Regions from separate parts of the Homo sapiens genome. Here region 1 is linked to region 2. A link is a contact called in ENCODE Hi-C or POLR2A ChIA-PET data. All regions are on one chromosome and are shown on one strand. The core of a region is the stretch at or near the end of the contact, and the rest is flanking DNA. Distances in the headings are between cores, read along the strand shown.

Region 1 (6,443 bases), core at 3,587-6,086, 220 kb before region 2:
TTAGCATGGCCCCTGCACAAGGATAACATGCAAATTTTTCCCATATTTTTTGTACATTTACCAAATGTTACTTTTCTTTCCAGGGATAACATTTATAGGTATACAGTCCTATAGTTTGCATTTTTCTTAGTTAGATACATCCACTGAATATTTAGGAGGACGGGGGTTGAATTAGATACAGAACAGGGTCCCTTTTAGGTCTAAGCATCATGCTCCTGATCAGGAATGATCTTCCTGTCTACCTGTCCTCAGATTAGAATGATCTGAAAGACAGAATGATCTAGTAGACAGAACACTGGACTGAGAGTCAAGGCCCAGCATCTAGTCCTGGCTCCACCAACTGCTAACTGTGTAACTTTGGGCGAGTTTCCTCTGGGTTCCGTTAACTCATCTGCATGATCAAGCTGTTACTAACTGACAGAGTTCTGAGGAGTAAATGAAATAATGCAAATTAAAGCAATAAAAAGCTCTATGCACAAGACTTGTCCTGGAATAGCAATGATCTTCCATTCTCACATTTCAGAGAAATACGGTATCTAAAGAGGTTTCTGGATTCCATTCAAAACACCTGCATAATGTATTATGAATAAATTTGGTAGACTAAAGAAAAACCATACCCTGAAACTAGCTTATTTTTAAATGTTTTTGCAGGTGTTTGAAGAGGAGGGGCTCACTCTAAATCTTGAAGATGTTCAGCCTCGAAAAAGTAGAAGTCATTGTGACCAAAGATGATGCCACCATGCCTTTGAAAAAGAAAGGTGATGAGCCTCAAATGGAAAAATACATTCAAGAAAGGTCAATGCTAGTGAGTATGAATGAACACATAGCAAAAATTTCAGGTAGAACAGCCATGCCAAGGGCTGGTGGGACAGGTGAGGCCGAGTGAATAAAAAGAAGTAGCCCCAGAGACACTCAAGGTGGTTCCAGCTGCTTTTGAAGGAGGTTTCTTTCTAAGAGGTGGCTGGGCTTGGTTTCAGCGTATTCCAATTTGGGACTCATGAACTGCAACTAATAAAGATCAAAAAACTGATACAGAAATTGTTTTATAAAACATTCAATTCAAAATGCCTGCAGTGACCTTGACAAGAGCAGACGTTAGGAAGATCCCTGACAGCTGAGAACATTGTGTGAAGCCCCTCAGAAGTTAGTTGTGAAGCCCTGCGGGGAGATCTTTGGCTGCACAGGGGAGAGGATGGTGGGGAGGGGGACAGGCATCATTGTCACTATTATGGTAGGTAGGGCTGCTGCTTCTCTGCCTGAAACAGAGAAGAAGGTGTCAGGAAGATCCTAAAGAGAAGGACCCTGGCACAGGCAGACTGGGTGGAGGTGGCATGGGAGGCAGCGAGTTCTAACTCCTTAAATAGTGCTTTATCACTACTCAGGAACTGTTACGGGAAGCTCAGAGTTGTGCTTCTCACCAATAATCTTAGAGAAATCACTTCAAACAAGAGATTAAAGAAAAGGTTACAGGTTTCAGTAAAGGGTTCCGTTTGGCCAAGTATACGATGGTTTGTAGTTGTCATTGTCCATGCCTACTGATAACTTATTTTGTGTTTTTGAATGAAAAGACATTTGTACATTCCTTAAAATAATAATATTGTTAAAAAGCTGGTGACGCTCACAAAATCGATTCCACAAATCCCAAGCAGAGCATGTAGAGGCAGCGCACACAGGAGGCGCAGGCGGTGTGAGCAGCCCTCTGCTGTCCCTTCCCCTCCCACAGGCTCCCCCCAGCTGCTCTGACCACCGAGACACCCACTCCCGCTGCATCCCTCACATCCAAAGGCTCTTCCAGTGCCCTCTGGGACCTTGGTTCCAGGGTGAGCAACGCAACCAAGCTCGTGGGGAGGGCGGAGCACTCCATCCTCTTCCTGTGACCGCAGGGACCGTGGCTCTCCCGGGTGCTGCCCAGCCTACCCCAGGTAGTGAGCGCTTCATGGCCCCAAACTCCTGGGGACTGGAAAGGGCTTTGTGTCCTTCTACCTGTATGTAAACCCCCCCCACCCTCTCTTAGCCACCTGGTTGCCCAAAACCACCTGAACCTTCCGCTCACACCTTGGTAACTTACTGTCTTCTTTTCTGTCCTAGATCTTGCCATCAGGGTGGGCACTTTAATGTCCCTCCCTGTGGGCAGCACATCCAATACACTTGCCGTCCCTTTCTTTCCCTCCCTCACCTGGTGACACCCCTAACCTGCGAATGGCCTAGAGTGGTCCCACCTGAGATATTCTCAACCTGTATCCTGAAGCCTCATCACAGCCTCCTCTACTGAGATCCCGGTTCCCTTCAACCCGCTGCCCCTGACTTTCAATCTCCCTGAGCCCGTCCATGTCTGCTCTTCCCATTTCCTCATTCTCTCATCCCCCCCTTTTGGTTTTGCTTCCTTCCCCCTCCCACCTACACTCCAGGGCCTAGCACTTCAGCCCCATTTTTTACAATAGCCCCCTTCCTAAACCAACAGCCTATGAACCTGCTTCGTAGTGCACAGCCAGCAATGAAGCAAGAAAAGAATCGAGCACATAGCCCCAATATGTTCATAAATCGCATACATTTTACTACTGGGCTGACATTTTCTTCATTTTAAAACATATCACGAAAATGGAAAGGCACAAATGACATGATTTTAGAAGGCCAATATAATAAGCATTTCAGTATTTTCTGCCCATTCCCATTGGAGCATTTTGTACAGCCCCTGAGGGTGTGTGTACTCCAGTTTAGGGACCACAGCCCTAAACCCTATCACTCTCTTCTCCTTCTGTCACATCCACCCTACAAAGCCATCCCTGAGCCAGTCTAGTCATGAGTGTCCTGTTCTCTGCCAGGTGTCTAAGTGGTGTTAGAAGACACACTCAGTCCCAGTAACCTCTGGATATACTCTTTCAGCTCAGGGCAATGTCACTGAGAGCCTTCAAGGGGCAACAGTGAAGCTAGTTTGCAAGAAAACGTCTTTCATCTTCATCTATTGCCAGCACCCAGCACAGTGCCTGGCACTTGCCTGTGACCATGAATGCATTGATCTGTGCACACATGTGGCATCCACATCGCTCTGCCTACGTGGTTACCAAGGCATGAAGAGAACAATAGAGAGAGCCCTGACAGGTCAGGACATCCCAGCTGGGGCGCCTTTAGTTCTGAAGCTGTGTGAGGGTACCTTACCCTCACAGCACCTCTGTCTGCCCATAATGGCCCAAGCAATAGACTGGCCCTCAGAATGTGCCTGAGGCAGTTTAATTAAGGCCATTTTGGCACTTGACTATTCCAGAAGGTTGTATGGAGGTGGGAAATAGGGCTCTTTCAATCTTCTCTTCAATGCTGGCAGCAACCCTGGCTCAGGGCACAGCTGTACCCCCATTTCCTTCAGATGTCCCCTCACAGAAGGATGCCGCTGTCAGAGCAAAGGGGTGAGCAGGAGAGTGACAGAGCTTAAAGAGCAGCCTCCAGTGGACACAATGTAGACTGGATTTGAGCAGGGCCTCCAGGGTAAGCACAACGAGAGGTGCTGGAAGAGCCAAGGATATGTGTTTGACCTACCTTCCTCTCTGGCCATGGAGGGCATCTCTTTCTCTCTGTCTCTCTCTGTCTCTCTCTGTCTCTCTCTCTCTCTCTCTCTCTCTCTCTCTCTCTCTCACACACACACACACACACACACACACAGAGAGAGAGAGAGAGAGAAGACAGCTATGGCACTTTCTCAGGAGGTAAACATGATTTAGGCAAAATTCCCTCACTTCCTACAGTTCTTTTATCTTCTCTTTCTCCCTTCCTCGTCCAGTGTTTCTTAATGACTGGTCATGGACTGACCCCTGAATCAAAGTCACTAAAGCCCTGTTATCAGTGCAGATTCCTGGTGTCATCTCAGACTAAGAGAATTAGCAAGTCTGAAACTGGAGCAAGGGACTCTGCATTTAAACAAAGTTTTGCCCATTAAAGTTTGAGCACCACTGAAAAACTCTCTCTTCTTCTCCTGTGTTCTTCCCAACTATGCATCCCTAATCTGTGGCCTGCATCCATCTAGCCACCATTCCCCTCTGCCCCTCCACTCCTGAGGCCATCATGATGAAGCCAGTGGGAACTCCAGTGGAAGGACCCAGACAGGAATAAGATCACCTGGGCCTTCACCTTCCTTCACCGACCGAGAGCTCTTCTCTTCCTGCGCTTTTATTTTAATCTAGGACATCCCCTCACTTGGCTCCTAGAGGCCCTGTTTCATTTAATTTGGCCTCCTTGCCCAAGCAGAATCCTGGGCAAGCCTGGGAACCTAATACCCTGAATTCAAATGAAGTTGCCTGGAGGAAACTGAATGAATCAGGTAGCTAAGATTTGGCCTAACGTTGATCTATTTTTGGCCAAAGCCAACCTCCACTAATAGGTCTCTACTAATAGACTTGCAAAGATGGAGCTCTGAATCAATGCTAAACAAGAGTTATAAATCATGAAGACGTTTGCTGTCTTTTTACCTCCCAGGGATGGGAGTGAATGGGAGAGGACTCTGACCATGAAGCGCTCTAATCTAAACTCGGAGAAAATTCTCCCAGCCATTCTTCTGCTCACAGAATTTCCGCGGCACCAGTCTCCCTGCAGCTTTGACAAGTGAGCTATTTTAGTATGAGAACAAGTAGAGTTATTGTTATCTCTGCTCTGAATCAAGGATAAAAAGAAAAGGTGAGCGGGAGAAGGAGGGTGTGAGAGAGAAGAACTGGGGGTGAGGTGCGGAAAAGCAGAAAGGACTTCAGATACCGAAAGAAAAGGAGCCAGGTGCTCTTCCCGGCAAGGAAGTCACCAGCCGGCCGGTTTGTGGATTGAAATCAGCACGTGACCCCTCAGCAACCATAGTAACAGTCCCTCCCTCTGGTCTCACAGGGCTCTGGAGGGGTGAAGACAGCACGATACATGCCAAGGTGCCTTGTCAGTGGTGAAGTGTTGTCTACACAGGGTGGCAGCTCCCTGTTTGACCAGGGAGCTACTGCGCCTTTCCCACAACCCCACCCAAAGACTCAGGACGGCCCAGGCCAGAAGGAAATTTAGACAGTAGACCCTCCGTCAGCAGATACCTTTCCCTGCTCTTCCTACCGGGTCACCTAGACCCTTAACAAGGGTGCTATTTTAGCAAGAAACTGAAAATAAAAAGAGAATCTGCCCTCCGAACATGCTGAACACTTATTTTAGCACACAGCCCCATGGAGGGTCAGCGCTCCACGCATGTTTTAAAGCGTTTGTGCCTATTTATTTTGAGACCGGCAGGGCCTGAGTGAGCCACAGCTTCCTGGATTCTGCTTTGTCAGCAAGGAAGATTTGCTGCCATAGATATGCTGAGCTCCCTCTGGGGCCCCCCTTCTCCTGGAATCTGACTGAGATGAGAAGTTTATCCCAGCACTTAAATGAAGAGACTTCCTCCAGCTCCCACTTCTGCCTCACCCCTCCGCCTACCACTGACAAACAGGCCTGGCTGCAAGGTGTGCGTGTCACCAGGACCTGGCCACCAGAGGGCGACAGAGAGCAATGAGGGTCGAACAGTTTCCCAGAAGGAGCCAAATCCCCTGACACATCTGCTCCCTCCTCCAGCCCAAAAACTGCCAGACTTGCTAGCATTTGCCAGTCCACCGAAACAAACATCTCACCTTCATCGTACAGTTCCTTGGTAAACTCTTATTTTCTTCTTTATCAAGTTTGGATGGAAAACAAAACAATTAATTTTAAGAGCAGCACACAAGAACCTAAACATTATTTATGTCTCTAATTATCTTGTTCTGGTGGGTATTTTAGTCCCTGTCTGGTCAGCACATTAATTATCTTCATAACTACAGCAAAAGTTAAATAATAAGCACCCAAGGCTACAGCACTACTGTAATGTGCAAGCTTAAATGAACTTATAAATTTTATTAATGGATGCTTTATACAACTCCTTATATTATAAATCAAACAAGAAACCTATTTCTGTCTTTTAAGGGTATGGTGAAAAAGCTTTAACATTATTGAGGATAATTTTTATTAAGTTTAAAACTCCCTTTTTCCAGTAATGAGACTGTTATGAGGATAATTTAATCTAGTTTGTCATGAGGCACCCCGGCTTGTTAAATAAGTTAATAAATGACTGTGCATTAATCAAAGTGACAAAGCTATGAAGAGCTGGGGATGGGAGACAATTCTGGTGATAGTATTAATTAGTATTTAATTAGAAACTTAGGGCCCATAAATAAAAAAAAAATCATGGTAGAGACATTTATGCAAATTGCTCAGAGCCTGCAGTGGAGTTAGCTTTGCTTTAAAGAAACATGATTTTTTTTTCTAACATACTGTACACGGCAGCACTGTGGCCACATCACGTGGCTTAAACGAGCTCTTCTTTTGTTTCCAATTTGTTCCAATTACAGGCCTGTAAATTCAAATCATTCTTTTGACTGTCTTGATTGAAATGTAGAGTTTCCACAATTTCTACTGGGAGT
Region 2 (6,483 bases), core at 3,752-6,251:
GTTTTTCAATTTCTAATGGAAGGATTGTATTTGGTTCTATAAATAGTCATTTTGTTTCCTCTGCATTTCCAACAATTTGTCATTTGCTTTCAAACTTTAGTTGTGTTCACCATTATCAAAATTAAGTAACATTCACTTGGATTAAGTAGCAATAAAAATGTGAGACTTTGTACTTTCCAATGATTTTTTTATCCCAAGCGTTTTATCACTGTTGGGACTCCAGGTGTACACTTTATAACAAAATATATACAAATGTTGCACTGATTTGAGGATTCTAATGGTGAAAGTTACCTAAATAGTTGTCAGTACTGTATCTAGAAGCCAATCCTGGAGATGTATGATGATGCTCTTTTTATAGCTGAAAAGAAATTATTGTTTGCTTGTTCTTTGTCCTTGTTTTGTTGTATGGTTCACTTATCTTCATACTGAATTTCCAAGACTGGTATTTACATTAAACTTTTTTTTAAATGACAGAGAGAAAAGTTAATTGTCTTACTTTGATAAGTTTGGCACAGGACCTATCACATTTTTGACGCTTTTGGTCACAATTCTGTCACTAGAATGCCAGCAATTAGACATATGCAATGAGTATTGCATAAACTATTTTAATACAGTGGTTTGAAATGCTGCAGGCAGCAACTACTAGACACCAAATCACAGTGTTTTAATTTGTGACATGTTAGAATGATAGGGTTTCTGCAGAATAAATGTCCTATTAACTAATCCATATGCTGTTAAGTTACAGGGCTTTGACTCGTAGGTCCGAAAAAGGTACCCACTCCTGCTAAATCTTGAATATTGACACTACTCAAAGCCTCGTCTTCAAACCTGGGAGAAGTACACAAAAAGTACTGCTCTCATGAGACACACAGCCAAAAAAATTAAAGCTATTCAATCCCTCTAGGCCCAGGGAGTATCACAGAAGAGGTGGGTACTTGAGATTGTAAGGGCTGATTTTGAGGGAATAGGTTACTTAAAAAGTTTTTCTATAAATTAAACATTAATATCAAAAACACACTGATGCAAGGCCAACATCTAGGCCCCTATGTCGGAATAACAGGATTTTCTTGGAGCACTGATCTGCTCTTTAACAGAAAATTATAAAATATTAAAAAAGGTTTATGAAAGTCTTACCTTGGGACTGTAAACTAGTTCAACCATTGTGGAAGTCAGTGTGGCGATTTCTCAGGGATCTAGAACTAGAAATACCATTTGACCCAGCAATCCCATTACTGGGTATATACCCAAAGGATTATAAATCATGCTTCTATAAAGACACACGCACACGTATGTTTATAGCAGCACTATTCACAATAGCAAAGACTTGGAACCAACCTAAATGTCCCACAACGATAGACTGGATTAAGAAAATGTGGCACATATACACCATGGAATACTATGCAGCCATAAATTATGATGAGTTCATGTCCTTTGTAGGGACATGGATGAAACTGGAAACCATCATTCTCAGCAAACTATCGCAGGGACAAAAAACCAAACACTGCATGTTCTCACTCATAGGTGGGAATTGAACAATGAGAACACATGGACACAGGAAGGGGAACATCACATGCTGGGGACTGTTGTGGGGTGGGGGGAGGGGGGAGGGATAGCATTAGGAGATATACCTAATGCTAAATGACGAGTTAATGGGTACAGCACACCAACATGGCACACGTATACGTATGTAACAAACCTGCACATTGTGCACACGTACCCTAAAACTTAAAGTATAATAATAATAAAATTTTTTAAAAAGTCTTAGCTTATAGTCAAACTGATTAAAATTAGATTTATGTTTCATTAAAATTAACTTTAACATTAATAATGTACCATGCAAAGGTAAAATTGGTTTTCTCTTTCAAATAAAATTTTTATGTAATGATAATAAAAGATTTTTGTTTACTTTTCAAGTAAACTGCAGGGAAAAAATGTAGGAAGGAGAGGCAGATGTGGTTGGCCTCATGCTGTCTTCATTACATCTTATTGCTTGGGAAACTGAGTCTCCTACCTGTCAAAGAGTAAATGTTCTTATCATTTTAGCTAAATCAATGACTATTTTATGGACACCAATGATCCTATTTTGTGATATCAAGTGTAAACCTCTGACATTTGACAAACTTTTTCCAAAGGCAAGATTTCAAGTTCTAAATTCAGTCATTTTGACCTCAATCTAACTTTTTCTGGATATTGGGTCCCCTGAACTTCAAGAGAACTGTACTAGGCTTATCTGTTATGTTAGAATTATACAGGATGGACTTCAAATCTGAAGTGGTGTTTAACTTTCTTTGGGTTATATTTATATAGGTGTGTTATGAGTATGTATTCCAGAATTGAATGTGATTCCTGAAATTCTGGTATGTCTTCATTTAGGTTGTTATAATGATTATGATTATTATGCTAAATTGTTGTATGCCACAGAAATAACCAGATTTCCTTATCAACTGTGTATTTATGGCTTTCCAAAGGTCTTTCTCATCCACAATTGTTGTTTTGCTTTGCTTCTTCTCAAAAAGTGGCTTATAATCAGCCACAGTCCAGTGCTTGCTTCTTTGGGGGAGTTCATGACAAAGACTCTTGAATACAGGTTTCTGATAACTTTGGAGAGTGTGCCATTGGACTAGAGAGAAATCTTACAGGACACTAAGTGAAAGGCTGGTGTGTTCATAAAGATTGCTAACCTAGTATGAAGCAGAGTAGGAGCTGATTGCATGCACTGAACTAATGGAAGACTGAAATAATTTTTAATGGGTTTTGTTTGTTTGAAGCATTGCTGATTGTTCAGTCTGGAGAACGTTTTTTCTTGAGCTTTTTATAGCCTTAAACAATGGAGTAGAGTATACTCTTATAAATAGAATTTAAGGCACATTTCTCTCCCTCTGCCTAATTTCTCCAGAATTCATAAACTATTTGTGAATATTCTTAATTCACTGTAATGTGGTTGTTTGCATAAGTTCAATGAGAAACTGTTTTCCTTCACAACAGGACACAGTTGGAGGAACTGGTCATATTCCCAGGGCTTTGACTGAAATGGCCTTGTGATAGGTTCCAGCAAAGCCAATTTAGGAGAGCCTGTGTAGACAATGATTCTTGTTGCATTTCACATGACTAATCAGGCCAAGTATATGGGACTGAAGCTTATTTTGCAGGTAGGTTGGTCCTGCTGTGATCTGTCTTTGATAGAAGTGAAGGACTAGAGAGAGAAAGATTGTGCTTCAGAAGAAAACTATGTATTAGATTAAACTTTGATTCCTCATCCATGGTATGGAGCTGCCCAAAACACCCCTCCTAAGCATGAAGCAGCCAGAAAGACTGACAAGACAGATTCCCTATGAATGATGAATTGATCAATAAAAAGGGTGGGACCGAAACTGGCCCAACTGTCCCACAGAACTGACGTTTACAGTTTCTTTTGAATAAACACAGAAATTGACCCTCCCAGTCTTAGAACTTGAGAAAGTTAAAATTTTCTTATCTTGAGTTCCTTTCTCAAGAAACCAACCATCAGACCTCCCAAACAGTCTCAAGGAACTGAAACTTAACCAGATCACCACATCTGAATAATGAGACATCAGACCCCACACCCACCATGATTGGCTAACTGACCACCTGCTTTCTGTTGACCAACTCCTCTTCCTTACCCCTCGCTAATTCCTATTTTCCCACACATGGTTACATTTCTTCTCTGCTACATAAACCCTTAATTTTAGTCCATCAGAAAGGTGGACTTGAGACTGATCTCCTATCTCTTCAGTAGCAGCACCCAAATAAAGTCTTCTTCCCTCGTAATACTTACTGTCTCAGTGATAGGCTTTCTGTGTGGACAGCAGCAGCACCTAGACCAAACACTGTAAGGTGGCAGTTCATCGGACTCTGCTATACCATGTTGCCTCTAACTCAGTCAAACAGATAAGTTCGCTAAACCATAATTGCAGTAAATGTGAGAAGGCTAACCTGTGATATACTCAAACCATGGGCATATAGAAATTGAGTCTTAACTACAGGAATAAGCCTGGGCAGTCACAGAACCCTTGCACACTCCGCATCCGTACCTGGCCCTAGGCTACAAGATGGGCTGTGTCATTTAACCAATTAAGCCTTAATTTCCTACATATAGGAATGCAGGAGACAGACTAGATAATTTTTAAGGTTATGTCCACCATTATTTTATTTCTGATAGTAATATTCAAATGTATACATTTATTTTTTGCAATTGTGCTTAATATATAGGGGGAGGATTGAAAACCACCACCCTATAAGGCAAAGATTGAGCTTATTAAGCTCTTCCTTATCACTCCTAAACACAGATGATTTATATTTAAGCATTTAATAAGTAGCTCTAAAGGAAGGGAGATGAACTGGCCGGAGACTAACCATAAAGCTATCCTCACATCCAGGACAGGCTCAAGTTGAGTCTGCCTAATTACCAATCCTTGGCTGAGAGAAAAAAAGGAAAAGCTATCAAGTCTATCAACTTCGAACTTTGACCCACTGCCTAAACTGCCGGAGATTTTAATTTTTATACATAATATAATCTCATGTAGATTATCTCTAATCTAGATGAACAATATAAATCTCTTAGCTCATGCAATTTCCTCTGCCAAATATGCCCCTTCTCCTCTCTCTGTAAGTCCCTAGTTACCTGTATGATCTATTTCAAGTTTGTTTCTCAACACAGCGAAAGGCCACTGTTACCTAGAACCTCATCAGCCCCACACACAAAAAAGTATTTGTTGTCTCTTTTGTGGACCAAAGTACTTTCTGCAGATCGCTATTATAGCCCTTAGCACACAACACTATAGTGAATTGTTTATATGCCTGTCTGTTCCAGTGGACTGTAAGCTGTTTTATTCATCTTTGTGTCCCCAGTACCTACCAGGACCAGGCACATGGCTGGCACGCATTAAATGTTCCCTGAATTGGTTGAATAGAACAGAAAATTCCCCTTTCACTCAACCAACATAGCTTAGGGCCTGAACGCCCCAAACATTCATGCTCTAACATGTTTTGAATAGCAAAAGGAAACTCCAAGCACCCTGTAAATTCAGTTCTCACATAGACCTGTGGGGAAAAGGTATTTTTAAAAGCAAGGTTTATTTAACCCTTCATATTTCTTATGAATTTGGAGGCCAAGAAGTAAGTTAAATGTCCCTGGTATCTTTAATGCTCTGCTAATTATTTTAATACTCATGACATTCTTTCTCCTGTCTGGGAAGGTAAGAGACATTGATTATGTGAAATATCCACTAACTCTTTTAATCTACTCTCCTACTATATGAAGAGTTAGCACTTCACCCTTAGGTTCAACCATATCTTTTTTTTTTTTTTTTTTTTTTACACCAATGAATAGCACTAAGAGGCTGCCATTTTTCTTTTTCACACAAAATCTGAAAAGAGATCTGGGCCGTATGCCAGAGTTGTCAATTTTTCAAACAAGATTACCCTACCACATCAGTCATCTTTCTTCCTCCATTAGGAAAGAGATTAAAATAGAATTACACTTCCAAATGTGAGCTTAACATTTTAAAACCACTAAGCTTTTTGTATACTTAATATACTCTCGCGCTTTTTTTTTCACCTTTCCTACCTAGCACTAAACAAAACTGTGGTATAGTTTCCACTCTCAAAGATCTTTCCCATATTCCCATACTTCCTGATGTGTCAAAGACTACTCCAATTACCACAGTAAAATACTAAGTCATGATTTGGCATTTCAAGCATATTCCTGGCAATCCAGATTAGGTAGAAAGGGCACTTGAACTACATATTAGCAACATACAACCATTCCTACCTTATTCTCATGAGAAAACCAAATTCCATGAGAAAATAGATAACTTTAAAAACCACCAATGTAGAAAAACGTTTCAAAGGTCTTTTTAAATTGGAAAATCACTTATCTAGTAAACTTAAAAGCTACGTATATTCTCTATGACCCAACGATTCCATTCCTAGATATATATTATTGGTGCGTGCACAAACATACCAAGACAAATAATCAAGAACACTCTTAGCATCATTGTTAATGATAGCCAAAAACTGGAAGCAACAGTAATGTCCACCAACAGTAGAACAAATAAAGTATGCTACAGTAATGATGATGCTACAAGCAACACAGATGAACCACAGAATGTTGAATAAAAGAAGCAAACATAAAAATACACAAAGTATAATCCCATAACTATCTGTTTAACTGTTGACATGTTTTATGCATTGTTCTACATGTACTTTATATTTCACAATTTAAAAAGCAGCCTTTTAGCTTAAAAACCCTAGTCCTGCACATAAAATATTTTAGTTATAAGCATTTTTAAGTCTGTCATTCCAGCAGACTACAAACTGCTTGAGGGTGTAGATTGATTTTATTCATTTTTGGCTCCCAGAACATAATGGTACATAACAGATGCTCACCAGATATTGCCTGGATAGATGGGATTAATGAATTATGAACATAGGGAAATCTCAAATGGCAAGGGAACTTCCATG

What was found. A loop is a pair of places that touch in the nucleus more often than their neighbours do. ChIA-PET counts read pairs that join two places held with the same protein, here RNA polymerase II (POLR2A). Pooled maps may share reads with other maps.
Region 1: a map of K562 shows a loop between it and region 2 (2.0-fold over the local background). The contact joins two enhancer-like sites. A Hi-C loop is called at or near these places in 2 of 168 maps with a recorded cell type or tissue (CD8-positive, alpha-beta T cell and K562) and 1 of 50 pooled maps. POLR2A ChIA-PET finds 5 or more read pairs at or near these places in 1 of 52 experiments (BJ).

The regions. Positions count from the first base shown.
Region 1 is chr5:61,657,752-61,664,194 of GRCh38, reverse strand. The region is part of intron 1 of LINC03122 (long intergenic non-protein coding RNA 3122); the gene reads right to left. It overlaps LINC03152 (long intergenic non-protein coding RNA 3152), which reads left to right. Exons shown (of 8, transcript NR_109910.1): 8 at 652-1,038. It also overlaps the pseudogene HSPD1P22 and the pseudogene RNU6-913P. Among named protein-coding and RNA genes, the nearest start is that of LINC03122, 23 kb to the right of the region's middle. Within about 2 kb of position 4,836, at least 5 of the 41 ENCODE cell types and tissues checked have a DNase peak (open chromatin) inside an H3K27ac peak, as active enhancers do.
Region 2 is chr5:61,439,214-61,445,696 of GRCh38, reverse strand. All of the region lies in intron 1 of ZSWIM6 (zinc finger SWIM-type containing 6), which reads right to left. Among named protein-coding and RNA genes, the nearest start is that of ZSWIM6, 110 kb to the right of the region's middle. Within about 2 kb of position 5,001, at least 2 of the 41 ENCODE cell types and tissues checked have a DNase peak (open chromatin) inside an H3K27ac peak, as active enhancers do.